Regions from separate parts of the Homo sapiens genome. Here region 2 is linked to region 1. A link is a contact called in ENCODE Hi-C data. All regions are on one chromosome and are shown on one strand. The core of a region is the stretch at or near the end of the contact, and the rest is flanking DNA. Distances in the headings are between cores, read along the strand shown.

Evidence for each region. Hi-C counts contacts between places; a loop is a spot of excess contacts on that map. Pooled maps may share reads with other maps.
Region 2: a loop to region 1 is called in a pooled map, with 4 times the contacts of the local background. The contact joins two enhancer-like sites. A Hi-C loop is called at or near these places in 3 of 37 single-sample maps with no recorded cell type and 5 of 50 pooled maps.

Annotation. Positions count from the first base shown.
Region 1 is chr14:68,206,521-68,213,171 of GRCh38, reverse strand. The region is part of intron 7 of RAD51B (RAD51 paralog B); the gene reads right to left. Among named protein-coding and RNA genes, the nearest start is that of RAD51B, 390 kb to the right of the region's middle. RefSeq lists enhancers at 1,964-2,243, 2,414-2,613. Within about 2 kb of position 2,216, at least 16 of the 41 ENCODE cell types and tissues checked have a DNase peak (open chromatin) inside an H3K27ac peak, as active enhancers do.
Region 2 is chr14:68,467,549-68,474,069 of GRCh38, reverse strand. It overlaps RAD51B (RAD51 paralog B), which reads right to left. Exons shown (of 11, transcript NM_133510.4): 10 at 5,820-5,898. Among named protein-coding and RNA genes, the nearest start is that of RAD51B-AS1, 210 kb to the left of the region's middle. RefSeq lists enhancers at 2,311-2,844, 2,845-3,378. Within about 2 kb of position 5,194, at least 5 of the 41 ENCODE cell types and tissues checked have a DNase peak (open chromatin) inside an H3K27ac peak, as active enhancers do.

The sequences.
Region 1 (6,651 bases), core at 967-3,466:
ATCAACCTACACAGATCTTTAAAAAATCCTATCTCACTTGTTGCAAAAGCACATTATTTGTGCTTTCGTCAGAAATTTTTAATGAGAAAATTGGATAGAACAGCATCACTAGACAGGTTCCTGAGGCTTACCCTGAGGACCCCTCTCCAGATGGACATTAGTCCATCCATCAGGTCAAAACTGCCAGTGGACATTTGTTCAACCAGCTATGAATCTACTTAACCTCAACAAGACAACAAGAGTATCATAAAAATCTTAGCCAAACTCCTCCCAGAAATAAAAATCTATCCCTTGACATTTCCATAACCAATAAGATGAACTGTGAAAGACTTTAAGGATGTTAGAAATAGGAATGTTTTGTTTTCAATGAGCTCATATTGACTCCTAATAATCACATTTTTCTCACACGTAATCATTCAGTAATCCACTCTAAAAATTTGCTGAAGATCAATGTCCTGTGCATTCTGGAACATGTCTTCTTCTTCACTCCATTTCTTCAAAATTAGGATAGTGTCCAGTGCCATTTTCCATTACTATGACACCAAACCCTATTGCTATCATTTCTCATAAATGATGTGATTACACTGGCAAATTCTGTCACTACCCAGTGCTGTGGTTCCAATGGAAAGTCCCCAGTAGTGAGTTAGGAGGGTTCTAAACCAGTCCAAATTGTTCAGCAAACTGCTGACCACCCAAAGGACACACATGGTGGTATTTACCTTGCTGCTGGTGCTGCTGTTGTTGCTGCTGCTAACAGCTCTATGTAAGGCTCTGAGTCAAGTATTTTACATGGATTGTCTAATTTAATTCTCAAAACAGCCCTCTGAGGTCAGTGTAAAGATAATATCCTTTTTAGAGCGGGGTCTTAGGTCATACAGCATGTAAGTGGCTGACCTAGTATTCAAACCCAGTTCAATCAGATTCTAGAGCCAAACTTCCAACCAAGTGCCATATTATCTCCCTTTTTTACTAAATGGCACTATTTCATTGTATGAACTGTACAGCTTGGGTCCAGTCCCAGCCTTGCAGGCACAGAAATTTGACCTTGTCAGTATCCCAGAGTTGAATAGACTTAGGCATGATGCCTTCCCCTGACGAAGTTCACAACAAACTGGTGGAGCAAACGAGAATGCCAATGTGTTGATTTACAACAGTTATGTATCTGTCATACAGACCATAACAATCTGACCAGAGCATTTTTCCCTTTAGAGGGTTCTACTTACAGAGGCAAACTGTAAACACAAGACATCATAATAGGAGGCATTTGCTATAGAACTTGAATGTTAAATTGAATTTCCAACAAAGAAGGACTTGCCAGTGACACTGAAACTTTGAAGACTACCAACATTCACATTTCTATGGACAGTTACTGTGGGTACAGGGCACAACCAGTGTTTGCCTCTGGGTGCTTCTGATGTCGACCAACCCCCTTTCTGACACACTGGTGCATTACTTACGTCTAGGCCAGTCTTTGGCCTAGAGACAATGACTTTCCTTAGGTGACTTTCCACAACTATGCTCTGATATCTGATGGTTTTATATATTAATTTATTTCCCAACCAAGTTGTTGAGTAACCTTCCCCACCATATCTAGTCTACAATCTATAATATAATTCACTCTGGCCTAAGGCCTTTAATTCATTTAAGAAAGCTAGGAGCTCTCCTACTTTCTTATGTTTTATTTTTCTTTTTTCCCCCTTAAAGCCATGTATACCATATTCAGTTGGCAACACAAAAGAGGTGCTACAATAGTGAAGGTGGTACAAAAACAGGACCTGAGATGTTCTTTTCATTCTTCTATCTTCTCCAAACATTGGTTTCAATGGGGAAAGCGGGTGGAGGGAGGGCAATGTGATTAGAGAGATTCTTGCAGGCAGGGAGCAAGGCCCTTGAACTAAAAGTGGAAGTAGCCTTATATTCAGATAAATCAGTCACTAGGCACTGGGTGGGGAGGGGAAAGGGTCACAAAGAATGTTCTGAGCTAGGCCACTTAATGATTTTAGACATGCCTACCTAGGAAATGCACCATGTGGCAATGCTCTTGTTCTGACCACAGCACATTAGTCAGAGAAACATCCTCAGAGAGAAGATCAAGGAAGACAAGGCACATGTTTGAGTGTGGGAACACAACTGACACTAAGTGAAGCTTGACAACCTGAAAATGAAAGTGACTGGAAATGAAGTGAAACCATTCTGTTAGTAAAGAATGGAATGCGAAAATGAAATGAACATTTTAAATAGAGCACACTGCCCTTCATTTTACTTGGTGACTCAGCCTGGGAGTTTCTGTAATACATACAGAATTCTGTTTGGTGAAGTGACCTACTTGCTCTTTGTGGGCGACCATATCGTGAACAGCTGGGGAGTAACTCACTCCACGTCAACATGATACTGATCACAAGCGCATTTCCTTGCTTTTGCAGAGTGCAATGGAGATTTCAAAGCACTTCTTCCCAAGTATTTTCTCCTTTAATTCTCACACAAACTCTGTGAGATTGTTGTCCATTTTGTTACAGGTAAGAAAACTATTTTAAGTTCAGTGTTTTTTCCATGATACTACAGCAGTGGCAGTTACTACTAGAGCTCATGCAGAATTCACTGAAGGCCACCAAGACACAAGACACACACAATGGTCATTCCATCACCCTTAAGTAACCTAAGGCCTGGTCATGTATATACATAGAATGGTATGTTACCATCCCTAATATCTTTAAGATCAAACCCACATGTACAAGAACATTTTTAAGGTAGTCCTATCTATTTGGCTCCAGAGTATTTGAATACTGCAATATAAATACTGATCACCTTTATTTGCTTCAGGCATGGTGTATAAAAATTGTCATCCCATTGAATAAATCCCTTGTTACCTGGTCTCAACGTTCCTAACTATAGAACTATTCTAAAGATATTCCTGGCTGGGTGCGGTGGCTCACACCTGTAATCCTAGCACTTTGGGAGGCTGAGGCAGGTGATTACCTCAGGTCAGGAGTTAGAGACCAGCCTGGCCAACATGGTGAAATCCTGTCTCTACTAAAAATACAAAAATTAGCTGGGCATGGTGGCGTACGCCTGTTGTCCTAGCTCCTCAGGAGGCTGAGGCAGGAAAATCACTTGAACCCGGGTGGCGGAGGTTGCAGTGAGCTGAGATGGCGCCACTGCACTCCAGCCTGGGTGACAGAGTAAGACTCTGTCTCAAAAAAAAAAAAAAAAGGTATTCCTAGAGTATGTTTCGCTCAGACTAATACAGCCTGATGAAATTCCAGTGCCAAATAAGGAAAAAGATCGTGTGCTCATGGAGGAATATTACTGCCTGGCAAGAAGCTTCCTTTAATACCACTTAAAAAGATTAGCAGGAGGAAGAAAATCACGATTACAATAAAAGAATTATCACTAAAATTTCTCAGTGCAATTCCTTTCTTTGATGCCTAAACACAGGACCTTCTATTCTAGCAAGATGGTAGTTAAGGCATGTGTATCCGAAGGGCAGGAGATCCCTAAGTGGGTACAGAATATCTTACAATCATCTTCCCAAAAGTAGATTAAAAGTGGACTGGTGCATTTTTCAGATCTAAATATTCTCCTTTCTCTTCGCCCTCACTTCTGCTCTTTTAAATGTTGGAAAAAAAAATGAACAAGGCAACAAAGAAAATTTTAAAATGCTCATGGAAAAACTCATCTTCTAGAAGGGAATCTTAGTGGGAGGGACAATTCCTCTCAGAGAGTTATCAGTGAAGCTGTGAAAATATGAGGCCCTGGAAGCCAGAGGTGTCACCCAACAAGGCTGCAGCAAGGACAATTAGCAATGGCTGCTGTGCCCTCTGTCACTGCCTCAACTTAGAAAGGATGTCTTTGTCAGCCTCAGGATACTTAGCATGGTGCCTACCTCACAGAGAGTTCTATAAATAATTGCTGAGTGAAATCAGATGAAATGGAAACAGTTTCAACATGTCCCAAAAGTATTAGATACTTGAGTGCTAGAGTGGAATTGTTCTCTATTGGAAGAAAAGAAAAAAATATACCATTTTGAGTTGCAAGTCTTCAAGTCTTGCAATGTGAAGGATGACAAAATCTTCCTGATCTCCAAACTGGGTCACCTATCATGAAAGAGGAAAGCACTTCTGCAAAGTGCTACACCCTAGAAAACATCTTAAACCACTCAACAAAACAAGATTTCACCTCAAGGGAAGACTATCGAAGATCTCCACAGATTCCATTCAATTCAGTAAAGATTTCACTTTCAGATTGCCCATAGAGGTTGCCTGTGGGTGCTGGCTACTCAACTGCTGCTGAGCACAGTGCAACTCTATCATAATGCAGCTTGTCATCCCACAGATGTAATATCCACTAGGGTATAATATATAACCCCAATGAGTTTTACTGTTGAATAGAGATGCTGTAATGTATGGTGCAGCCACAGACCTGCATGGAGGGTCAGTTAACCTGAGTTCAAGCTCTATCATTTTCCAGCTGTGTCCAGCATGGACACATTTTATCTCTCTGAGCCTTGGTGTTTTCCTGTGGAAAGCAAGGGGCTTAAAGCAGATAACCTCAAAGATCCTCTCTAGCTTCTAACATTTGTAATATTCCATGACTCTGTGAAGAAAAGCAACTAAAATTAAACCCTTTATTGTTTATATACTGCATAGAAAACAAGTTGATACATCAGAAGGTCACACGGACATGATCCTGTTAGAAAAACCAGCCCTTTCTGTGGCTGAAAGGAATGAGAATATCTTGGCTTTCAAAGTGGGCAAAGATTTGGTTTGGACTTCTCTCCAAAAGAAAGCATGTCTCAGCAGTCAAAATGATGCCAGTAGCCACAGGCTGGGTCATTGCTTTTAGTGAGGCCCAGCAGGCACAACACAACTTTCTTAATTACCATTACTATAACCTTTACCACACCTTGTTTTTCTTGGGGACTCTCTTGGTCAGGTAATCTGGGTTAGATCCAACCCAATTTATAAAATTTGAGGCTTTTCCCACTGTAGGTAAGATTACATGCTATTTTAAGAAACCTCTTGGGGGATGAGGAAATATGTTGTTTTTTTTTTTAAATATTATACTGTATATCGATTCCAAATGCTAGCTGAACTTTTAAAGAAAAACATGAGTTTCCCTAAAAATAGCCTGTCTACAATGCCTCTTAGACTTGGGCACTTTATACACACAGTATAACTTGCTTAGCCTGCAGTTAGAAATAAAATAATATTTAGTGAACACATTTAAAAGGTTAAGAAAAGCTAAATGTAAATGTCCCCAAAACATTAAACATTAATTAACGTGAGCTGACTTGTTATTTAAAAGTTATATTCTCAAAAAAAAAATCTCAAATGAGTTCCTAAATCCAGATTTAAAAACCTTTGGTAACCAAATATCAAATCCAAAGGCCCAGTCTCGGTCTTCAATTTTCCTTGACTATTCTGCAGTATTGGACTGCTGGAATTCTTTCTAATCCTGACCACCATGACTCTACCTAGTACTGGCTCCCCTGCTTCTTTGACTTCACTCTCTACATCTCTTTCCCCAGGCTATTCTTAATTTATCTCCTTCTCCTACCATAACTTTTTAATGTATCACAAAATGCAGAGACATCCTCTGCTCTTTTCTCTTTTAGTATCTTTTTCTTACAGTCTTGCCTTTGGATTTGGCAAACTCTAGATGTATTTTCTCCTAACTCTGTGTGGATGACTTCCTAATCTTAATCACTATGCTTCACCCTGTCATGTGAATTTCGATTTTCTATCTTCCCCCACTGCAAGCTGAACATCTCTACCATTTTGCCTTATTATTTCAAATTCAGAAGCCATGTAAAACTGAATTGGGCAAGTAAGAAACCTGTGGGAATGAATTAAAATTGGAGATATCAATGAATCAATTCATGATTTCTAAAATATGCATATATGCATATGTAGGTGTATATGTGTGTGTATTTATATATATATGTATGTGTGTGTGTGTGTGTATTTTTCCCCAAGTTCACTTCACTGAAAGAGCCAAGAGCCAAGATACCTCAATAGTAATGAGCACACCTATGCCCAGAACTTAGTCTTTAACACTATTTCCACCAGAAAAGAACTGGGGTGGCCGGGTGCGGTGGCTCAAGCCTGTAATCCCAGCACTTTGGGAGGCCAAGGCGGGCGGATCATGAGGTCAGGAGATCGAGACTATCCTGGCTAACAGGGTGAAACCCTGTCTCTACTAAAAATATAAAAAAATTAGCCGGGCGCGTTGGCGGGCGCCTGTAGTCCCAGCTACTTGGGAGGCTGAGGCAGGAGAATGGCATGAACCCGGGAGGCGGGGCTTGCAGTGAGCCGAGATCGCGCCACTGCATAACCGCCTGGGTGACAGAGTGAGACTCCGTCTCAAAAAAAAAAAAAAAAAAAGAACTGGGGTTTCTTGGGAAAATGGGTGATTTCAGAGCTTAGGCAGAGTAGGTACAAGGTGTGCCTAGAATAACTTATGCCAAAAATCAAGGAAGTGTTAAAAAAAAAAAAATAGACGGTGGAGATATGATACCAGAACATACTGGCTAAATCTGAGACAGTTTATATACCAAAATGATCTGGTACAGTATCAACCACTGAAAAGAACAGTGGATTCCATGACCAGTACAAACTGGTAAGAGATGCATGTTTGGATGGAGAGAAGAAA
Region 2 (6,521 bases), core at 3,945-6,444, 260 kb before region 1:
TGGATATCTAAGGTGAAAGAATGTGACCTGTGTATCACGTGGCCTGTGTATCATGTGACCTGTGTATCACATGGCTATATTACAAAAACAGTGTTAAGCAACAAAAGCAAGTTGTGAAATCGTGTACAATAAATCATTTATGCAAATTTCAGAATGCACTCAAAATCAATCATTATACTATGTGTGGATTCACATATATGTAGAAAAGTTTTTAAGAATGGAGAGGAAAGATGTAGACCAAACTCTGGAGAGTTTCCACTTTTGTGGAGGAATGTGGGATAAGGAGGGAATGGACCAGGAATAGGTACAAAGGAGTCCTAAAGTTTGTCAAGTTTCATTCCTGTAAATAAAAAAAAAATCTGAAACAAATGGGACAAAATTTTAGTATTTATTTGGGGTGTTAGATTCACCTGTTTTCTTTTATGATTTTCTGTACTGTTCTGTATTTAAAATTTTTTTTCATATATTATAAAATATTTCCAAATATTGTAAAATCTCTCTTCAAGGCTGATTGCCAGAAAAAAAAAGTAAACAAAGCAGAGAGCCTGTGTGAGAAGATGTCATGGAGGGAGGGGATGTAAAGTGAATGTGCACAGGGGAGAAGAGAACTGAACAGATACGAGTCCTTCCTCTCCTTTCTCATCTCCCTGGGAGGTCCCACACTAAGAGGCAGGCAGAAGCAGCAAAGGAGAGCGCCTTGGCCTAGACAAACTTTCCGAGGCTGCAGTGGCACCTGGCAGGCTGGGGACAATGTGACAGGCCTGCTTTGCCTTCTTCTCCATGACCTCTGGGAGAGGAGTTCACTCTCTTTGCTCCATTGAGTTCCAGGGCTCTTTGCCCAGGCTCCTACAAGAATGCCAGGCTGTGCCAGGTGCGGAGGTGGTATTTACCATGCAGATACCTCTGTACCTGGATGGAAATAAATTGAGAATCTTCTGGGTCACTTTGAGTCCAGCAGCATAAAACATTTTGATAGGTTACTGATTCAAACTGAAATCTGATGAACTCAAGTGGTGGTATTTGGGGGGACATTTTTGTCAATAAATCATCCAGCTGGCTCAGTGACTAAAAAAATGGGGTGGGAAAACTTAACGCAAGTTTGTGACAAGGGAACAAACAGAAGAGATTAATGCCTGTCCTGATACATTTCAAAAGGTGATCAAACTGTTCTTGATTGCAAAAGCAAAGCAAGAAAGATGAGGCACATAGCTTTCCAGCTCTAAAAAAGATCGCTGTTGCTTTGTTTTCTGTTTTCTTCTGCCACCCTATGCCAAGTGGTTGGAGATATGGGAAACTAATTTCATCTCCAGCACCTTCTCCGGACCTGTCTCAGGGTGCCCTGGTCTCCCCAGCTCCCGCTCATTCAAACCTACACTAATAGACGACAGCCCCAGGATCCAAATTAAACCTGTCATACCTGACTTTGATTTTGCAAAAATGATATAAAAAACACACTTCTGTCTTACTGAGGAACTAAGCCACTATCTTCTGTCCTGTTCCAAACAACCTGGCTTTTCTTTTACAAATCCTCCCCAGATCCCTGAGGAAAGGAGTAACGGGGAGGCTGTGCTAGATCAACCCTTCATTCCCCTGGACCTCCCCTTCCTTAGGTTCTGTTTCACCAAGTCCGCAGGTGTTTGTGCCTATGAGCCCCTGAAAACTAGGAGGGCTCCCGGAGAGCTGGGACCTGGGTTTTCCTCTAGGCCTCCTGCAGCGCCAGCAACACAGCCCAGCTGCTTTCAATGACAGAATCTTTATTCTTGGCCTTGAGTCCCAGCTGTGTTCTGGGTGGCACAACATTCGGGGCTTGCTAAGGGAACAAAGGACATGACCAGAGGAGAGGTGGGTCAACCTGGAGCTCACTGTAAACTCCCTTTCCTTTCTGCTGCCAGATGCTTCTGTGGGCACACACCATTAAAGCTGATTCCCAGAACCAACTCCTGCTCTTACCTCTCCACTAGGCCCCAGCACACTTGAGCATCACTCTAAGAGGCTAGCCAAACTGCTGAGCTTTTTCACTTAGTGGGCACTGAGACTTGCATGGTGAACTCTGGGGACCAAAGGAAAAATGGATTCATGAGATCCCCTCCTACCCCAACATTTCCCACTTCATTGCACAGAGAGGCTCAACTCTCTCTCTGCCTGGGATCTCAGAGTCCAAACCCTCAGGAAACTGGTGGCTGTGAGCTCCCTCTCCTTTGGGGCCTAAGTATTTCCAGCATCCAGAGGCCAGGATCCCAGACAAACGCTGGACAGACAAAGGAGATGCAAACAGGATGGTATTACCATGTTAATGGCCTGAGTTGAGGCCTCCTGAAGATGCTGGGAGGAGGGGGGTTCTTTCATTTACTTTTTTTCTTCCTTTTTTTTTTTTTTGCAAAAGGAGAATAGTTCCGCTTTCTATTTTACTACAACAATAGCATGGACCGGCTCCTTCAAGAGTTTCAAAAAGCAGCCTGAGAAATCTCTAACCAGCCCCTCAGTCTCTCCAGCCTGCCGCTTTATTGTCCTTCCCATCCCAGTGAACAAAGGGGAGGGAAGGGTAGAAGTCCCCCAGTTGCTGACTGTTCTCAGCATCCTAATCCTTGAGAACCGGTGAGGGAAATGGCCTGTGGAGCTGGTAAATCGAATTCTGCCCTCACCTTTTATTCCCTCCCTCTGCTTGAGCACTCAGGAGTTCTTCAGGTATTATAAAATCTCCGGGCTAGCAGGCCAGTAGGCATCTTGGGGCTTGCCAAGGGATAAAAGGCACTGAGGGATCATTCCCTACCCCCACGGGTAGCTGGTGTGGTTGGCTTGTTTCCACCATCCAGGTGGCTCTATTGAAGACCGAATGTCGGCCACAGTGGCTGGCGGCCTCCCTTCTAGTTGGCAGCACAGGAGCTGCCCTGTCTGTCTCTAAGTCCCTGGACATGGGCTGCACATCCCACCCAGAGCTCCAGGTGCCAACCTCCACACCAACTCGGGGCTCACCTGCCAGTGCAGCTCCTCATGTAAGAAAAGCTACTTGGCCTTGACTGATGGTACCTTTCCAAGTTTTCCACCCAGGGACCAAGGGTTTCTTTGCTTTAAACCTGGGGAATCATGCAGGTGTCTTTTAGTTTGGTCATGTGGTAAGAAGGGGGAAAAATTAGCTTTGATGTTGCAGTATGTGGAGATCTCAAGGGTACAACTGGGCTGAGCTAAGGGAATGATGAGTACATCCTCTCCTAGGAGGATCGGACAAAGCTGATGTGACAAGGCTGTTAGAGATCCCGCAGGATGGTTACAACAATCCACGTAAGAAAAACGTTTTATGCTGCAGCCCCCACACAAACTCATAATGTATGTGGACATTCACAAACACACAATCACACAAGAAATATTTTATGAAATGAAACAATATGTGTGATATAATCTGATATTTTTTCTTCACTCTTTCTTCTGTCTTCTCTCTCTCTCTGTTTTCAAATGCTGGTTGTGATTCATCAATTTCACTTCATGACCCACCAATGGGTTGCGACAGTTTTCAAAGTCTTGAATCAAGGTTAATGTTTTCATTTTCCAGCTGACAAAAGCAAGGCCCAGAGATTTTCTCAAGATCATACCAAAGCTGAAGGTAAAATCCAAAGGTTCTTTCTAGTAAATGAGGGGCCTGCATTTTCTGGGGACCTGCATTTTTTGTTTTCCCAAAGTCTTTGGGAGCACACAGCAAGAAGGCAGAGTGTGCCAAGAGGTTTGTTTTCAAGGGCATTGCTGGTAAAAGCAGAGGTGTTCCACTGCTTCTGGGAAACCTCAGAGAGGGATGTGTAGCTTGGGGGAGTGGGATAGAGAAAACAACTTAGAAAGCAACCAGGTGAGGTTCTGAGGTCTCCTAACCAAGCATTTTATTTACTGGTTGTTGTTCTTGAATTATAAGACATTTTCCTGAATTTTTCTCTTTCCTGGACACAGCTCCAGGTCAGCCTCCTTTAGTGATCCACTTTCTCCCCTGTTTTCCAACTTTTTCGAAAAGTCATTCCTTGCAGTTTTTTAAACTCTACCAATTCATTGTATTTCCAGGCTCTACTTTCTCTAAATAACTTTCTCTTCCCTCTTAAAATCATGATCTTAGCAATGAACATCAGAGAGGCAACTCAGTGACTCTTCTTCTCACAAATGTTATCCCAAAAGTTATCCAGATTTGACCGGGCTTAGAAATGCTATTTAACAAAATGCCTAGTGATCAGGGTGCGTGTATCACATCAAGCCTCTTCACACACGTCATCTGAGCAGAACAAACTTTTTTCCTCCTGAAATTGTCTTGTAATCTTCCATAGAATTTCTTGAAATCTTCAACGAAATTTGCTACTTACTATACTTCTAATCTTTTAAGAAGGCCTCTAAAAATGAAGAGCTGAATGCCACCCTGTGTACTGGGTAAATAAAAGTCCAGCTTTCTGATTGCTTATTAGTTATACACCCGTAGAGAGTATGTAACAAAGAGGCCTGCTGTTTGCTTTGCTTAATCTGGTGTTAAAATCTCTGCTCCTTTGTCAGAAAACACTATTTGCAATTGTAAAAAAAAATATTTACCAAGGAACTTGGATAGCATAAGTCAAAGGCTAAGAGCCAAAGGTCGTAGTTCTCACCCCAAATTTCGTGGACCTGAGAGTCCCCGCTGTGGAGCTCAGCTGCACCAAACAAACATGCCGCTTTGTGAGTCCATTAAGAAGCAGACATTTTAGAAGGGGAAGGAAAGGGAAGGCTGCAGCCTGTTCCTTAGTTAGAAGCATGAACTCTCCAGCCTGCCCTGCATATTCCCTGCTAGGTCTTTGCACTGCATTGTGTCTCCATGGGGAAATTACAGGGACTGCCCTGTTTCATAAACCTGGGAAAAATATTTAACTTATAAATCCTTCAGGGCAGGACTTCTCCCATGGACAGCAGTGACAATATGCTCCTCTAGGGTCAGGCCAGATATTCACCTAAGCATCTCTGTGGTTGGGGTCTCCTGCCCCACAGCAGAGGACAGATGTATATCCTGAGCACTTCTGTGCAGATCCTTCCTCATCCACAAAGCAGTTTTGTACATCTGACATTGTGGGCTGACTCTTCTAACAGTGCTGGAATTTACCCCTTCATGTTAATTGCTTTCTGGAAAGACCTGTAATCGGGTGCCTTTCCTAACCACTGGCGTATCTAGCATCTGAGAATGAATCACCATTGTAGATCAGTGAGTTCCAGGATGTGGCCTCAGGGTGCTATACCCTAAGCAAGAACTCAGCTCCTTCTAAGTCCTGGGCTCACGTCACAAGGTGCAGGTCCTAAAGGTCTGGTCCCCAGCAGGAAGACCATGTCAGGACAGGACAGGAAAAGGAAACAAGATAACCAGAAGGAGTCAGGGAAGTAGGGCTCATGGAGCCATGACATTGTGCCCCAGAGGCTGCCAACCCAGATGGTTCTTTAGCTTGTTAAGCAAGAAGGCTCTGGGGCAGCACTGGCTCCTCACCTCCACACTGGTGTCAGAATCATTGCCCACTTCATGCCATAGGATCTGCAAAGAGGAATGGGGTGGTAGCAATTCCGAGCTTTCTTGGTTTGATCCTCATGTTTTGATTGTCTCATTCTGTTAGGAAATTCTGTAGGTCTCCTTCGGCCCTACCTCAATCTTCTCTGTCAAATTCTTGCCACAACTGCCGCTCTCTTGCTCTCACTAGGGTAAATATCACTGGCCAATGCATCTTGGTTTTTGATTCTGTCTGGAGCTAGCTTCTATCAGAACCATAGCACTAATTACCACTAGCAATGGGCAGCACTGAGCATAAGCTTAAAGAAATGGCTTAATCCAAGGATCTTACCTTGAAGAACCAGGCCTTCCTCCTTGATGGTGTAGACAAATGAGGTGAAGGGAGCCAGAGGGGACTTGGCAATAAGAATCTGCACATAAAGCACATTTTTCTAGGGTTAGTCAAAGGATCAGGGATGGGCCTCTATTCACTCCCCTTCCCACTTTGAGACAAAGTGGTAACATAGGACTGTAAGTCACAAGGCTTATTTAAAAAAAAAAAAACCATTTTATAACCCAATGTTTAAATGAGTGTTATCCTTTCAAAGTGGTCACCTTAAAAGGCTGTATGCTTATTCCAACTATTCTGTCATCAAATGCCATATTCTTGAATCAATTCTTCTAGAAATAAGTCTCATTATTTTATAACACATGCTTAAATAGCTACCTTTCTGCCCAAAAATAAACCTAGCTTGATTCTCTAATTTTATTTATAAACTTAGCTGTTTTACTAAAAAAATTCAAAGCTACCTTTAAAAGATTTACTATCACTGCAAATATTCAAAATAACTTGCGAAAGGCAAAGCAATTGAAGGTTTCTTTGTTGGCCCTGGTCCTTCACCAAACCCTCTACTACGTGACTACATTTTCTATTACTTAAGGTGTAGAGCATTTCCCATGGCCCTTGATTGTGGGTTTGGGCATATGACTTGCCAGGTGGCATGACATAGGTTGTGCCAGTTCCCAGCCGAGGCCTCAAAAAGCCTCAAGTATT